Linked DNA regions of Homo sapiens: region 1 is linked to region 2. A link is a loop called in an ENCODE intact Hi-C map of the cell type or tissue named here. Cell type or tissue: right lobe of liver. All regions are shown on one strand. Links, peaks and the distances in the headings refer to the core of each region. The heading gives the core; the rest is flanking DNA. Region 1 overlaps RSPO4 (R-spondin 4). Region 2 holds the start of C20orf202 (chromosome 20 open reading frame 202).

Evidence for each region. A loop is a pair of places that touch in the nucleus more often than their neighbours do. Peaks named below come from ENCODE experiments on the same cell type or tissue, not always from the same donor. Only the 100,000 strongest peaks of a DNase experiment are listed, where the experiment ranks them.
Region 1: it touches region 2 in a loop (2.4-fold over the local background); 42 of 110 quality-filtered maps call a loop at or near these places.

What each region holds. Positions count from the first base shown.
Region 1 is chr20:963,853-966,352 of GRCh38, reverse strand. It overlaps RSPO4 (R-spondin 4), which reads left to right. Exons shown (of 5, transcript NM_001029871.4): 4 at 2,233-2,418. Among named protein-coding and RNA genes, the nearest start is that of RSPO4, 37 kb to the left of the region's middle. In right lobe of liver, for the core only: no CTCF peak of the experiment used is centred there; no DNase peak of the experiment used is centred there.
Region 2 is chr20:1,198,480-1,209,547 of GRCh38, reverse strand. C20orf202 (chromosome 20 open reading frame 202) reads right to left here and starts at 6,094. Exons shown (of 2, transcript NM_001394958.1): 1 at 5,897-6,094; 2 at 472-2,679. The coding sequence starts at 5,962. The coding sequence ends at 2,446. In right lobe of liver, for the core only: no CTCF peak of the experiment used is centred there; no DNase peak of the experiment used is centred there.

The DNA.
Region 1 (2,500 bases), core at 1-2,500, 240 kb after region 2:
TAGATGCTCAGTACGTGTCAGTATCAGTGTTATTACTGCTCTGATTATTTCCTAACAGCTCCTTGTCACACTCCTGCCTGTGAGCCCTCCCGTTCCTGCACTAGGCTGCTCCTTGGCATTCTCATCTACACTGTGCCTCTCTGCCCACGCATTCCCTCCGGGCTCACATTCATGGTCATTCCAGCTGCTGATGGCCCCTGACTCCGTGTCTCCAGCCTCCCTGAGCAGCTGATCCTCACCTCCACTGCCCTCTGGGTGCCTTCTTTCCACTCCCACTGCCACCATCCCCCACCTAACGCTCCCTCTGGGTTTCCTCTGGGTTTCAATAACCAGCTCCCTGATCCCTGGGTGGCATGCGCGAGATGCAGACATCGCTGTTGACTCTTCTCTCTCCCTCACCCTATATTCAATCCAATCTGTTCATTTATTCACTCTGAAAATATCTACTAGAGCATCTGCTATGGCCAGGCACTTTCCTAGGTGCTGGAGACACATTACAGAACAAAACAGACAAAGCCTCTGCACTCAAGGACATGACATTTCAGTGGAGAGACAGAAGCGACACCTGAGAACAAATGCATAATATTTTGGGTGGTAGGAAGAACTTTGGGGTGAAAATGAAGCAGCACGAAGCTCCCAAACCCACACCATTCAGCTCATCCCTTTCTCCCCACCCATTTGTTTCTGTCCTCTGTGCCGCCCTCTTCCCACCCTCTTGCCACCCCCTGCCTATCGCCAGGGTTCTGGCCACAGCTCCTGCCCGTCTCCCGCCTTGGTTCTCAGTCCCTCCAGCCCAGTCTCCACTCAACAGCAGAGGGAGTATTTCACAATGATAGTCTGCTCAATTTCTTTTCCTCCCAGGACCCTTCAGTGGCTCCCACTGCCCTTGGGCGGAGCCCACCCAGGCCCTGGGCAATCTGTCCCATCTGCCAGCCTTTCCACCCCCATCATTTTTTTCCTCCTCAGTTTGAGCTTATTCTCCGGCTTGCCCAGTTCCAGGCCAAATCATCCTGGGGACTCTGCTGGGGTTATGCCCTCACTTGGAGCACCTCCCGTCCCTCCCTGAGCCTGGCTAGGCTCCCCTTCCCCGCCATCCCACCCCCACTTCAAGACCCAGTCCAGGGGTTTCCTCCCCTACAACCCAACCCATGCTGCTTCTGGGCTCCCACGGTGCCTGCACTTCCCTCATCACGGCGGTGTCCAGATGGTGAATTCCAGGAGGCCTGCAGACCCTGGGCTGTCTTGTCTGCTGCTGCTCCCTCAGCACCCAGAATAGCACCTGGCATACACTGGGTGCTCAGTCTTTACTTGTCAAATGTGTGTATCTAGCAAGGTCTGGGTCCCACTGTGTCTTGAGCTTGCTGTGTCTGCTGTGTGAGCCTCTTGCTGCGTTCCCTTAGCAAACCTCTGCTCTAGGTCTCAGTGTCCAAATCTACAAAATAGGAGTATTCATAGCTACCCATATTCTGTGCCTACTTCTCATGGACTTTTAAAATAATCAAAGTATATATATATATATATGTGTGTGTGTGTGTGTGTGTGTGTGTATGTGTGTATATATGTGTATATATATATGTGTGTGTGTGTGTATATATATGTGTATATATATGTGTGTGTGTGTATATATATGTGTATATATATATGTGTGTGTGTGTGTATATATATATATACATGTATATATGTATTTTTATTACCCCCTATGAAGAACTTTTATGTCCATGGCCTCCTTTTTCTTCCTTCCAAAGTTGATCAAAGACACATGATCAAGTTTAAAACCTGTGTCCTGGTCCTGAGGGCTTCCCAGGCAACCTTCCAGCCTCCTCTCCTGTCCCCGCCTTCCTGAGACTTGACTCCCAACTCAGGCTGCCCCATCTCCCAAACATGGTGGGCCGGGCTCCCAAGGCTTTGCACACCTGCCTGGAATGGGCTTCCTTCTTCTCACCTGACGAGCTCCCCTCTCTCCCTTTAACTCATACATCACCTCCTCCAGGAAGCCTTTCCTTTAAAGCTAGACAGTCGGCCGCTCTGGCTTCAGGCCCATATTAGTCTGTGCATGCATTCGTTTCGCTCTCATTCCAGGCTCTTATAAATAACTCTGCTCCTAGCAGGTGGAAGTGGTGTCTTCAGTCTTCAGAGGACTGAACCCCTCAAACCCTGCCCTTGGATCTGAAGGACCCTCACTGCCGGCTGACCCTGTCTGTCTGTCTGTCTGTCTCTCCTTTCACCCCACAGGGGAGTGTGAACTGGGTCCCTGGGGCGGCTGGAGCCCCTGCACACACAATGGAAAGACCTGCGGCTCGGCTTGGGGCCTGGAGAGCCGGGTACGAGAGGCTGGCCGGGCTGGGCATGAGGAGGCAGCCACCTGCCAGGTGCTTTCTGAGTCAAGGAAATGTCCCATCCAGAGGCCCTGCCCAGGAGGTGAGCCCCAGGACAGGCACACGAGGCTGCGGTGGGAAAGGCCCACAGGGACAGGGCGGACTCAGATCACTGCCCCACAAAT
Region 2 (11,068 bases), core at 3,316-5,815:
TGGGCTCAGCTTTGGCTTTCTCTGACCTAGGATCAGGAAGTGAACGTTGGTTCCAAATGTAGGGTCTTGGAGAACAACAAATATCCCACCAGAAGGGCAGGTTCTGGAGCTCTAGGTCTATCTTCCCAGATTGGAGATGGAGGGGTTGGCAGGGGTTTTTGGTCTTTGGGCCCAAATGTGGAAATCAGGGAGAGGCAGAGGGTGCTAGTGATTAGCATCGGGCATGGGAGAGCAATGTCATTTCTACTTTGCATGGCCAGGCAGATGTCTCTCAAGATAATAGTGGCTAATCAGCTTGTCCATTTGTAATAGTCATAGTTTCACAAATCAGAACATAATCATGCAGCAATAATAAGGTGCCATTCATTAGCCTTTCCAGTGTAACCAAGAATGGTTACAGTGGCAATTGGTAATAATAGCAAAAAGCTGTGTCAGTCTGGGACAGGTAGGAGACAGAAACCACACCAGTTATTTTAACACAGAAAATTTAATATAAAGAATTGCTAACTAGGTATAAAGTTGTTAACTGGGTGACTGAAAGGTTATAAAAAGAACTTTAAGGTAGGAATTGCAGCAAGCATCTGCCATCTCCAGGGCTGAGGGAACAAAGAAAAGAGGCAGAAACTATCAAACTTTAAAACTTACAGGAGGAATTCCCTGGAGTTTAAATTCAGCTATCTGAGAAAGGAACTCAGCTCAGCTGGGGCTGGTGTCTCTGAGCTCAGGAAAGGGCCAGGTAGGTAAGGCAGGGACCCACACTTCAGGGGAGGAGGGACTGGCATCTGAAGCTGATGTCTCTGAGCTCCTGGAAGGGGCCCCAGGAGTCTGGAACCTGGATCCTGGAGAAGTCTGGTGCTTCATGAAGGAATTGCTGCCTGTTGTGAAGAAACATTGCTGGGAGATGCTCATAGGAACAGGAAGCCCACAGGGAAACAAGAAGAAGGAGCAAGCCCCTTTTCTCTCCTCTAGACTTGTAGTCTAACTCCATGCTGTATATTGGCAAAGCCTAACAAACTCTAACAGGGAGCAGCTGGTAACACCAAAAGGTGCTTTGCAGGGACCCAGCTCCAGCATCACAGAGCAGGTATCATTTATATTACCAAATACAAAAATCACAGGTTGATCTGACTACAAACATTATACTTATAATGCACCCCCTCCACTCTGCCTCTACATGCAATCGATTTACTTTTTCAAAGCCATAAAAACAATGTTCTAGCAACATACAGGTAGATTTTCAAAAACAAAAAGGGCTACCGATCATCAGACCATCTTAACACCATGACTTTTTTATTTTCACCTTTTCTGTTTTAGTCTTTCTTATAGGCAGATACAATTTTTCAGTTATGACTGCAGCACCCCACACAACTGAGTGTCTCTGCTGTATCACAAGCCTGGTTGCCTGCTGTTACGGAGGTTGTTGTCACAAACCCTCATTGAATGAAATGCCATTTTCATATTGATTTCTCCTCTTTGATTCTTTGAACATCTGGATCATATTCCTCAAGACCATTCTAGCTGCAAATGAGGGAAACTGCTCAAATCAGCTTAACCAAAAACAAATTGATGTGTGTGGCTGTGTTGGGGGGTGAAATTGACTGGCTTCGGTCCCTGGAAAGAATGCAGGAGTAACTCACAAAACTAGGACCTAAAACCAGGGACCAAAAAGAGCCAGCGCTCTTCCTCTCTGTCCATCTGTTGTGTGGCCCTCTCTCTACTTCTCTTTGGAGATTAGCCTCTTTCCTTCCTACTGCAGACAGGTCTTCTTTACCTGGTAGGAACATGGCCACCAGCAGCCTCAGCCTGAGTGTAATAGAAAGAGCTTCCAGGTAGCAATCTCAGGGAAGGTCGGTGACTGGCTCTGTTGGTTCACATGACCATCCATTGGGCCAATCATCTTTTTAGGGCAACCATGAATTATATCATTGGCCAGGCCTGGTAATATACCCATGCCTATGGCCAGGGTGGTTACAGGGCCTAATATGTTATCAGATGAAGGGGAATGGGAAGGCTTCCTGGGAAGACAGAAAACAGCCACTAAGTCACTACACAGGGGTTGGAATTTTCACCATAGCAACACTTGGTAACCATTACTGCACATCTAGTTCTTTGTTTTAACAATTGCCTTGTGAAAAATTCCCAAGGATAGGGTTACTGCCATGGTGCTTGCCAGAGCACTAGAGCACATTTGTGTTTTCAGTCGAAAAGTGTGTTCACATCCAATACCTTATGTGTGCCTCACCAAGAAATCCCAAGTGACAGAAAAGGAACCAGAGACACAGAGAAGCTGAGTGACAGATCCAGGGATGCACAGCAGATGAGGGCAGAAATGAACCCAGAGCCCTGGCTTTCTGACTCCCATTCCAACACTCTGCCCCTGAAATATCACAGTGAAAGGTTAGACTAATGGGGAGAGTGTTAAAGCCCAGTGTCATCTCCGTCCAGTTAAGGGAGAGAGCTTCGTCTGCTGTCTTCCCCTCGGAGGAGCTGGGCCAGACCCCTTGAGCAAACCGGCTGGCAGCCCCTGCCTTCGGAGCCCGCTCGAGCTCTGATGGGGGATGTCCCTCCGCTGGACCTGGCGTCCTCCCAGTGGGCGCTGTCCGCACGCAGCTCCTCCAGGACACTGTGAAGATGCCTCAGTGTGAGCAGGAGACTCTGATCTTGAATCTGCATCTCAGACTAGGAGAGAGAAGGAGCCTGTGAGGGGATGCGTGGAGCCCTGGATGTTTCCCCATCAAGCCCCTTCCCTCGCTGTCTCATCGGAGACCAGCCCACTTGTGATTCGCACAGCCTCACAGAAGCCGTATCCACCAATGCCTCAGTTTCTTGCTCTGCAAAGCAGAAAGCAAATTGCTTACTTTTCAAGGCTTTCATGAGGACTGAATGAATTTGCCCATGGGAAAATCCTTTCAAGGGGTCAGCGAGGTCAAAACTACTTTGGTTACAATAGTAAGACGTTATTTTCCTTTTTTTGCTTTCATTTTCTTATGAGCATACCATGGAGTTTTCCAGAAGCTAATGACATGTAATGTCTCAACAGACTGAATGCAGGAAGCAGCTATGAGAATCCAGCTGTGTTCTATTAAGACAGACATTAAAGCAATTTGCAACAATGTAAAATGGGGCTACTCTTCCCACTAAATATTTGCTTTGAAAAATATAGTTATTTTGAATAAGTAATGTTTTATTAACATATTATGAATTTGTTATTATTTTAGAATGCATTAGTAAATATATTAAAAATGTCTCAGCTTTGGCTTCTAATTCAGTCAGTATTGTTATATATAACTCACGTAAACAAAAGCTTTTTGGTGGCCTTAATAATTTTTTGGGGCATAAAGGGTTCCTAAGACCCAAAAGTTTGAGAACTGCTGCATTAGAACTCTCCTGTCATCTTCAGCCATCTCCATTCTTTCTCCCATTTTTTCCTGAGAATTTTTTCCCATACATTTTCTCTCTTTTTCTTTCTGTTTATTTATTTATTTATTTATTTTTGAGGCGGGGTCTCACTGTGTTGCCCAGGCTGGAGTGCAGTGGTGCAATAACGGCTCACTGCAGCCTCGAGCTCCTGGGTTCAACTGATCCTCCCACCTCAGCCTCCCGAGTAGCTGGGACTCCAGGTGCACACCACCATGCCCGGCTATTTTTTGTAGAGGCAATGTCTTGCCATGTTGCCCAGGCTGGTCTCAGACTCCTGGGCTCACGCGATCCTCTCAACTCAGCTCCCAAAGTTCGCTTTCTCTTTAAAAATGTTAAAATTCTATTTTTTGACTAAGTAATTCTTAACACATGATAGAAAATTTAAAAGCTACAAAAGGACATATATTTAAAAGTCTCTCCCACCCACCTCACTTTATCCCTCAACTCAAGCGTCCTTCTCCAGAGGCAGCCACTGCAAATGCTTCTGTTTTTCCTTCCAAAGCTGGTCGGGGCAACACATGGTTAGATATACAGATTCTCAGCCTCTCTCTTTCTCTGTCTCTCTTTGCAAGAGATACTTATGAACATTATTTCCCCACTAAAAATAGTGTTTTCATTTTTGTGACAAGCTGATTACAAGTAAGAAGACCAAGTCTGCATCCTCTACTCAAGCATGAGTAACACTGCCAAGAGAATATGTAGCTAGAAAGAGAGATGTGAGGCCAGGCCCAGTGGCTCCCACCTGTAATCCCAGCACTTTGAGAGGCCGAGGTGGGCAGATTGCCTGAGGTCAGGAGTTCAAGACCAGCCTGGCCAACATGGTGAAACCCGGTCTCTACTAAAAATACAAAAAAATTAGCCAGCCGTGGTGGCATGCGCCTGTAATCCCAGCTACTAGGGAGGCCGAGGCAGGGGAATCACTTGAACCCAGGAGGCGGAGGTTGTAGTGAGCCGAGATCGTGCCACTACACTCCAGCCTGGGCGACAGAGTGAGGCTTCATCTCAAAAAAAAAAAAAAAAAGGAAAGACGTGAAGCAAAGGTGTAGTCGGCCTCCCTCAGAACACTGGGACGACTCAGGCTGCAGAGCGAGTGGTCCTGGGCCCATTTTTTCCTAATTCCTCAGAAAACATTCACTCTGTGTTTTCTCGATTTTAGGGTTTTCCTCCTGCACATATTTCTGGGTATGCGCCTACAAGACCACAGTGGGGTTCCCAGCACGGAGGTGGTGATGAGGCATCCAGGCACCCACAGTTTCAGGGAGCATAAGGAAGACAGCTGCCCAGTGCTGGATGCCTGCTGACTGTGGGAAGCTGCAGTCCCTGCTGCTGGAATTCCCTGGTCCCATGAGAAACCCTACTGGGTCAGCCCTTCCTCTGGGGTGATGACAGGGTTGGGTCCCAGCTGGCCTGTTGCCTGGCAACCCAGAAAGGTCATTTTTGGACAATCCTGTCTGTCTCTCCCCAGGATGAGAGGTGTGTATATTGAGAAACAAACCTCTTCTGAGGTTCCCTGAGCTGCCTCCTCTCTCCTGGCTGGTGTCCCCACACACTTGGGGGCACCCCTCTTTTTTCGGACTTGGAGAAAATACCATAATGAAAGGCATAAGCCTGGCTTCCTGAGCAGCAACCACAGGACCAAGTAACATAACATCGGGTCAGGAGAGTTAGTGCTCCATGGGGGAGGCCCTTGCCAATGGGAAATGAGAGACAGGAACGAGCTGGGCAGATGAATTTCCTCTCGTTCTCTCTCCCCCAATGTGCAGTTCCTCCTTCAACCCCTGCAGAGCATCTCAGCTGCTGAGACACCCACTGGGCCTCCTTAAGGCAACTTCTGAAGCCGTAGGCTGCTTGGTAATACAATGTCTGGCGTAATTGCCTGGCATAGCATTGGCCTCTGCTGCCACACCCTATGTTCCTCCCTATCACCACCCTTGGCTTGTACTTCCAAATAAAGTGCTAGTTTCTCAATCCTTGTCCAAGCCTCTGCTTTCTAGGGGACCCAGGCTAAGACATTGGGTGTACGCATGTCCATCTGGGTCAGGGTTATAATAGCCAGCACCACGGTGCCAAGTATTCATTAAGAGGATTACAAGCATCTCTTCAGTGAATCCTTACAATACCCCATATGATATTGGTACTATTGTTATTCCCATTTTGTGATAAGGAAACTGAGGCTCAAAGAGATAAATCCCCTGCTAGAGCCACACAGAGGACTCAGCACACACGGAGGACTCAGTGTCATTCTAAAACCAGTCTGGCCAGCACCACACCCAGCACCTCCCATATAGGCCACGACCTACTTATCCCTGAACCTGAGATCACAATTGTGCATTGTGTGGTAGGTCCCAGAGGGGAGACTGCAGGGTCCATACCGTAGCCTGCAGCCTCTGCCCCAGGGGGGACCCGGGAAGGAAAACCAGAGATCTTTGGAAAATATGTAGTCGGGGCATCAAGGAAAAGCAATGCAAAACCTTACCAGCTCCTTTCTCAGCCACTCCAAGGTCTGCCCAAGACTCGGGCTGGGCTCTTCTGCTATTTTCATCTCAGTGTTCTTAGGAGTGACCTTGACACTGACCTGGTTCTGGGCCCGAGGGATCTTTGACTTGTACATTCCCCCAACTCTTTCAGACTGGCAGCAGGTTCTGGCCAAATCACTGAAGATGGAGTTAATGAGAGCAGGAAGTAGCTCACATTGAAAAATGTAATCTGGCTTTTTTTTTTTTTTTAAAGGGCTTTAGTGCTCTGAACAGAACAAGGAGGAAGGGAGGGAGACCATTATGGGTCCGAGTACCTTGGAGCCTGCTGTTCCAGAAGCCAAGAATATGTGATGCCAACAGGATCACAGAGAATGCAAAGCTTTAAATGGCAACAATATGGTTATTATGAAAATAGGCACTCTTTTCTAAGGGTTTGCTTTGTGCTTTACATATAAACTATGTATATGTCTCATTTGGCATATACCTCCACGGGTGTCCCAAGTCCCTGTCCTCATTTACTTATCTATAGAGTCCAGATAAAGGAAATGCTCACTTTCCAAGTTTCCTTGTTTCTGGAATCCCCATGTGACCCATTTCCAGCAAATGAGATCAAAGCAGCAATTTGCTGTTAGGCTTCCAGAAAAACTTTTACCTTCCTAACAAAAGGGAAAATGTCACTGCTGCTTCCCTTTTACTCCTACTTTCTCCCTTTTCCTTCTGCCTTGAATGTGGATGTAATGTCTGGAGCTATGGTAACTGTCTTGCGACCATAAGACAAAGCCCAAGAAAATCACAGAGCCATTAGAAATCATTGCACCCCTGACTCGGCAACAGCATCTATATGAGAAAACAGACCCGATGTCTAATGGAACACTCTGCTACTTGCAGGCAAACACAGTCCTGACACACCATTTATTCTTCCCATTGTTATAGGAAAGGGGTCCCAACCCAGACCCCAAGGGAGGGTTCTTGGATCTCATGCAATAAAGAATTCAGGGGGAGTCCATACAGTAAAATGAAAGCAAGTTTATTAGGAAAGTAAAGGAATAAAAGAATGGCTACTCCATAGATAAAGCAGCCTTGAGGGCTGCTGGTTGCCCATTTTTATGGTTATTTTTTGATGATCTGCTAAACAAGGGGTAGATTATTCATGTCTCCCCTTTTTAGACCATATAGGGTAACTTCCTGATGTTGTCATCGCATCTGTAACCTGTCATGGCGCTGGTGGGAGTGTAGCAGTGAGGATGACCAGAGGTCACTCTTGTGGCCATCTTGGTTTTGGTGAGATTTAGCCACTTTCTTTACTGCAATTGTTTTATCAGCAAGGTCTTTACGACCTGTATCTTGTGTTGATCTCATCCTGTGACTTAGAATGCCTTAACCATCTGGGAATGCAGCCCAGTGGGTCTCATCCTCATTTTACCCAGCCCCTATTCAAGATGGAGTTACTCTGGTTCAAATGCCACTGACATCATCACACCGTGAAGCAGGTATTCAATTCTCTCTTTCGCTAAACACTTATTGAATGTCTACTGTGTGCCGAGTTCTGCTCTAGACACTGGGGTTATCAACCAAAATCAGAGAAACAAAGGCCCTGCTTTCCTGGAGCTGACATCCTAGTAGTCATTGGAAACAAACAATCAAATTAATGCTACGATGAAAATATGTAGACTCTATTCTCACATAGGTCTTTTAAAATATAAATTTATTGGGCAGGCGTGATGGCTCACGCCTGTAATACCAGCACTTTGGGAGGCCGAGGTGGGCGGATCACCTGAGGCCAGGAGTTCGAGACCAGCCTGGCTAAACATGGTGAAACCCCGTCTCTACTAAAAATACAAAAATTAGCCGGGTGTGGTTGTGGGCGCCTGTAATCCCAGCTACTCAGGAGGCTGGAGCAGGAGAATTTCTTGAACCCAGGAGGCGGAGGTTGCAGTGAACTGAGACTGCAAATGTATATATATAAATTTATTCTATTCACATGCACTAGAAACTCCAAACCAAGAATTAGCATAGTGACCCCAGATAAAGATGTGAAATGACTGGCAAAGCAAACTCAGCCGAGTTTAGGGAAACTTGCCCTCAATCTGGCTACACAAAATATCCTCAGATAGAGCTCCCCTGAAGATGAACTCATATAAGAACACACAAGGAAGCCATTCACCATAAATGAGAGTCAACAGACACCATTCACCCCCTTCCCCCAAGAACTTCAGATGAAGATAATTAAAAGTATTTTGAGGCCAGGTATGGTGGCTCACACCTGTAATCCGAACATTTTGAGAGGCCAATGCAGGAGGACTACTTGAGGCCAGGAGTTTGAGACCAGCCTGGGCAACATAGCAAGACCCCTTATCTAAACAAAATAAAATACAATAATTAGCCAGGTGTGGTGGCACGTGCCTGTAGTACCAGCTTCTCAGGAGGCTGAGTCAGAAGGATTGCTTGAGCCCAAGAGGTCGAGGCCGTAGTGAGCTTTGATTGCACCACTGCACTCCACCCTGTCTCAAAAGAAAAGTATTTTGAAAAGAAGAGGCATACAAGAAGGAATCAAAATCATACAAAAAAAGAGACACTTTTTTCTTTTTCTTTTTTTGAGAAGGAGTTTCACTCTTGTCACCCAGGCTGGAGTGCAATGGTGCAATCTCGGCTCACTGCAGCCTCTGCCTCCCAGGTTCAAGCAATTCTCCTGCCTCAGCCTCTCAAGTAGCTGGAATTATAGGCACCTACCACCACATCCAATTAATTTTTGTATTTTTAGTAGAGATGGGGTGTCACCATGTTGGCCAGGCTGATCTCAAACTCCTGACCTCAAGTGATCCACCTGCCTCAGCCTCCCAAAGTGCTGGGATTGCAGGCATGAGCCACTGTGCCCGGCCAAAAGAGACACTTTTTAACAGGCAGATTTGAAAAAGAATGCAATAGAATTTATAGAACTTAAAATTACAGTAAGTGTTTATAAGTTAAAGAGAAAAGAGTGTATATTTATTGTAGCACCAGAAGACAGAGCTAGTGAGGTAGGAGATCAGCAAGACTTGTTCTCCGAGCACTGGTTACAATCCCAGTCACAACTCCACTGATCAAAACAGGATCTGTTCAAACAGGATGCCATGAAGTAGGCAGCCAAAACCAACTAAGATCGAGATGGCAATGAAAGCAACCTCTAGTTGCCCTCATTCCTCACGGAATGTTAATTATAATTCATTAGGATGCTAAAAGACACTCCCACCGGTACCACGACAGTTTACAAATGCCATGACAATGCCTGAAACTTACCTTACATGGTTTAAAAGGGGAGGAACCCCCAGTCTGGGGAATACCCCACCTCTTTTCTTGAAAATTTGTGAATAATCTACCCTTTATTTAGCATATAATAAAAAGTAGCTATTAATATAGTCAGCCAGCAATCCACAAAGGCTACTGTGCTGATGGGGTAGCCCTGCTCTGTCTATGGAGCAGTCATTTCCTGTACTCTGTTGCTCTAATAAACTTGCTTTGCTTTCACTTTACTTTGTTGGCTCACTCTTGAATTCTTTCCTTTATGAAGCCAAGAACCTCCCCTGACTGAGCCCCAATTTTAGGGTTCACCTGCATCACTACAGCGGTAGCTGTACATCACTACCTTTGTCCTATACAGTGGGTATAGGACAAAGGGAAGCAGACTGGGATTCAGTAGGAGGAAGGTGTTGTTTAGAATTTTTCCAAGCAGTGGGTGCTCAGTCAATGGAGGGCAGAAGCATAGCCCAGATGATCAAAGAGACTGGAGTAGGGGCTCTACTGGCTTGGAGATGGGACCTGGAGTTCCTTCCAAGTATAAGACTGACGAGGCAGGAAAAGGGATATTGTAATAAGGAGCCAGGATATCTGGGTTCTAACTCCAGCTCTGCCAAACTGTCTGTGTGAACTTGGGCCTCGTCTTTTCCCTCTTAGGCATAATGAGGCTCAAAATAGTTACTAAATCGAGTTGTAAGGAATGTCACATTTCTTATATCCTGGCGTTTACAGCTTGAGAATCGTTCTGACTGCCACATGCAGACAAAGTCTTATGTGCTATTTCTCGTAGTTCAGCTGTTACTTTTCAGAACCCAAGAGAATCAGAGAAACTCCTTTCTGCCACATTTATACCCCTTCTGAACACAAGGGGCCAGAGATGATTCCTTCAAACAGGCCACCAGGCTTTGTCACATGCCCTGTAATCATGGGACAACTGCCTGGAGCCGAGATGAGTGCCCCAGCCCAAAGCAGCCATCTACAGACTGGACAGGAGAGTGATCATTGGCTCATGGGTGACTGGTTTTTGAGCAGCTGCATTTTGGGTGGTGACCAGAGGATCCAATCAGATCTTCCCTCAGACATGTTGAATTTGCCACAGATTGGGAGGTTGGATTACCACTAGAACACTGTGTACCAAATGTCTCTAAAACTCCATACTTTCAAACAACAATCATTTATTATTGCTCATGTTTGCAGATCTGCAGCTCTGAGTCTGCTCCACAGATCTCCTGTCCTTCTCCTGGAATCACAGGGCTGCTGGGGCACATTCTCTTGGCAAAGGAGAAGAGAGCAAGTGGAACCATGGGAAGCCTCTTGAGGCTTAGCTCAGAACTGTCACACTGTTGCTTTTGCCATGTGCCATTGGGCAAAGTTAGTCACATGGCCAAGCCCAAAGCTAAGGGGCAAGGATGTATGCTCCGCTACAAAGAGATCCTGGCAAGTGTGTGGACTTATGGAGGGATGATGAAGTGAGACTCACAATTCTGTGCCGGAAGACAGCACTGCGTGGAAGTGGGGCCACAGGCCTGGAGGTGCCCAGAGGGAAGGTGGCAAGTGGAGACCATGAGGTGGCAAGAGCAGGAGGCCGGAAGTATTGTTGGCTCGGTATCAGACAGATGTCACTGTGGCAGTCGGAGGAGACACACAAAGAACTAGAGAGAAAGTGATCTCAGGATAAGACTTGAAGGATGATTTAGAACAACCAGCATTATTGATCTCCTCCTCCAGACCAGGCACCACACTAAGTCCTTGACATGCATAACCTCATTTCATCTTTAAAACCCGATGACTGCAATTCCAAAACTGTGCACTGAGGCACCCTGAGGCACTATAGAAAACTCACAGAGGCACTGAAACATACCTAAAATTTTGAGGGAAACGCAATGACGTCTGTCAGA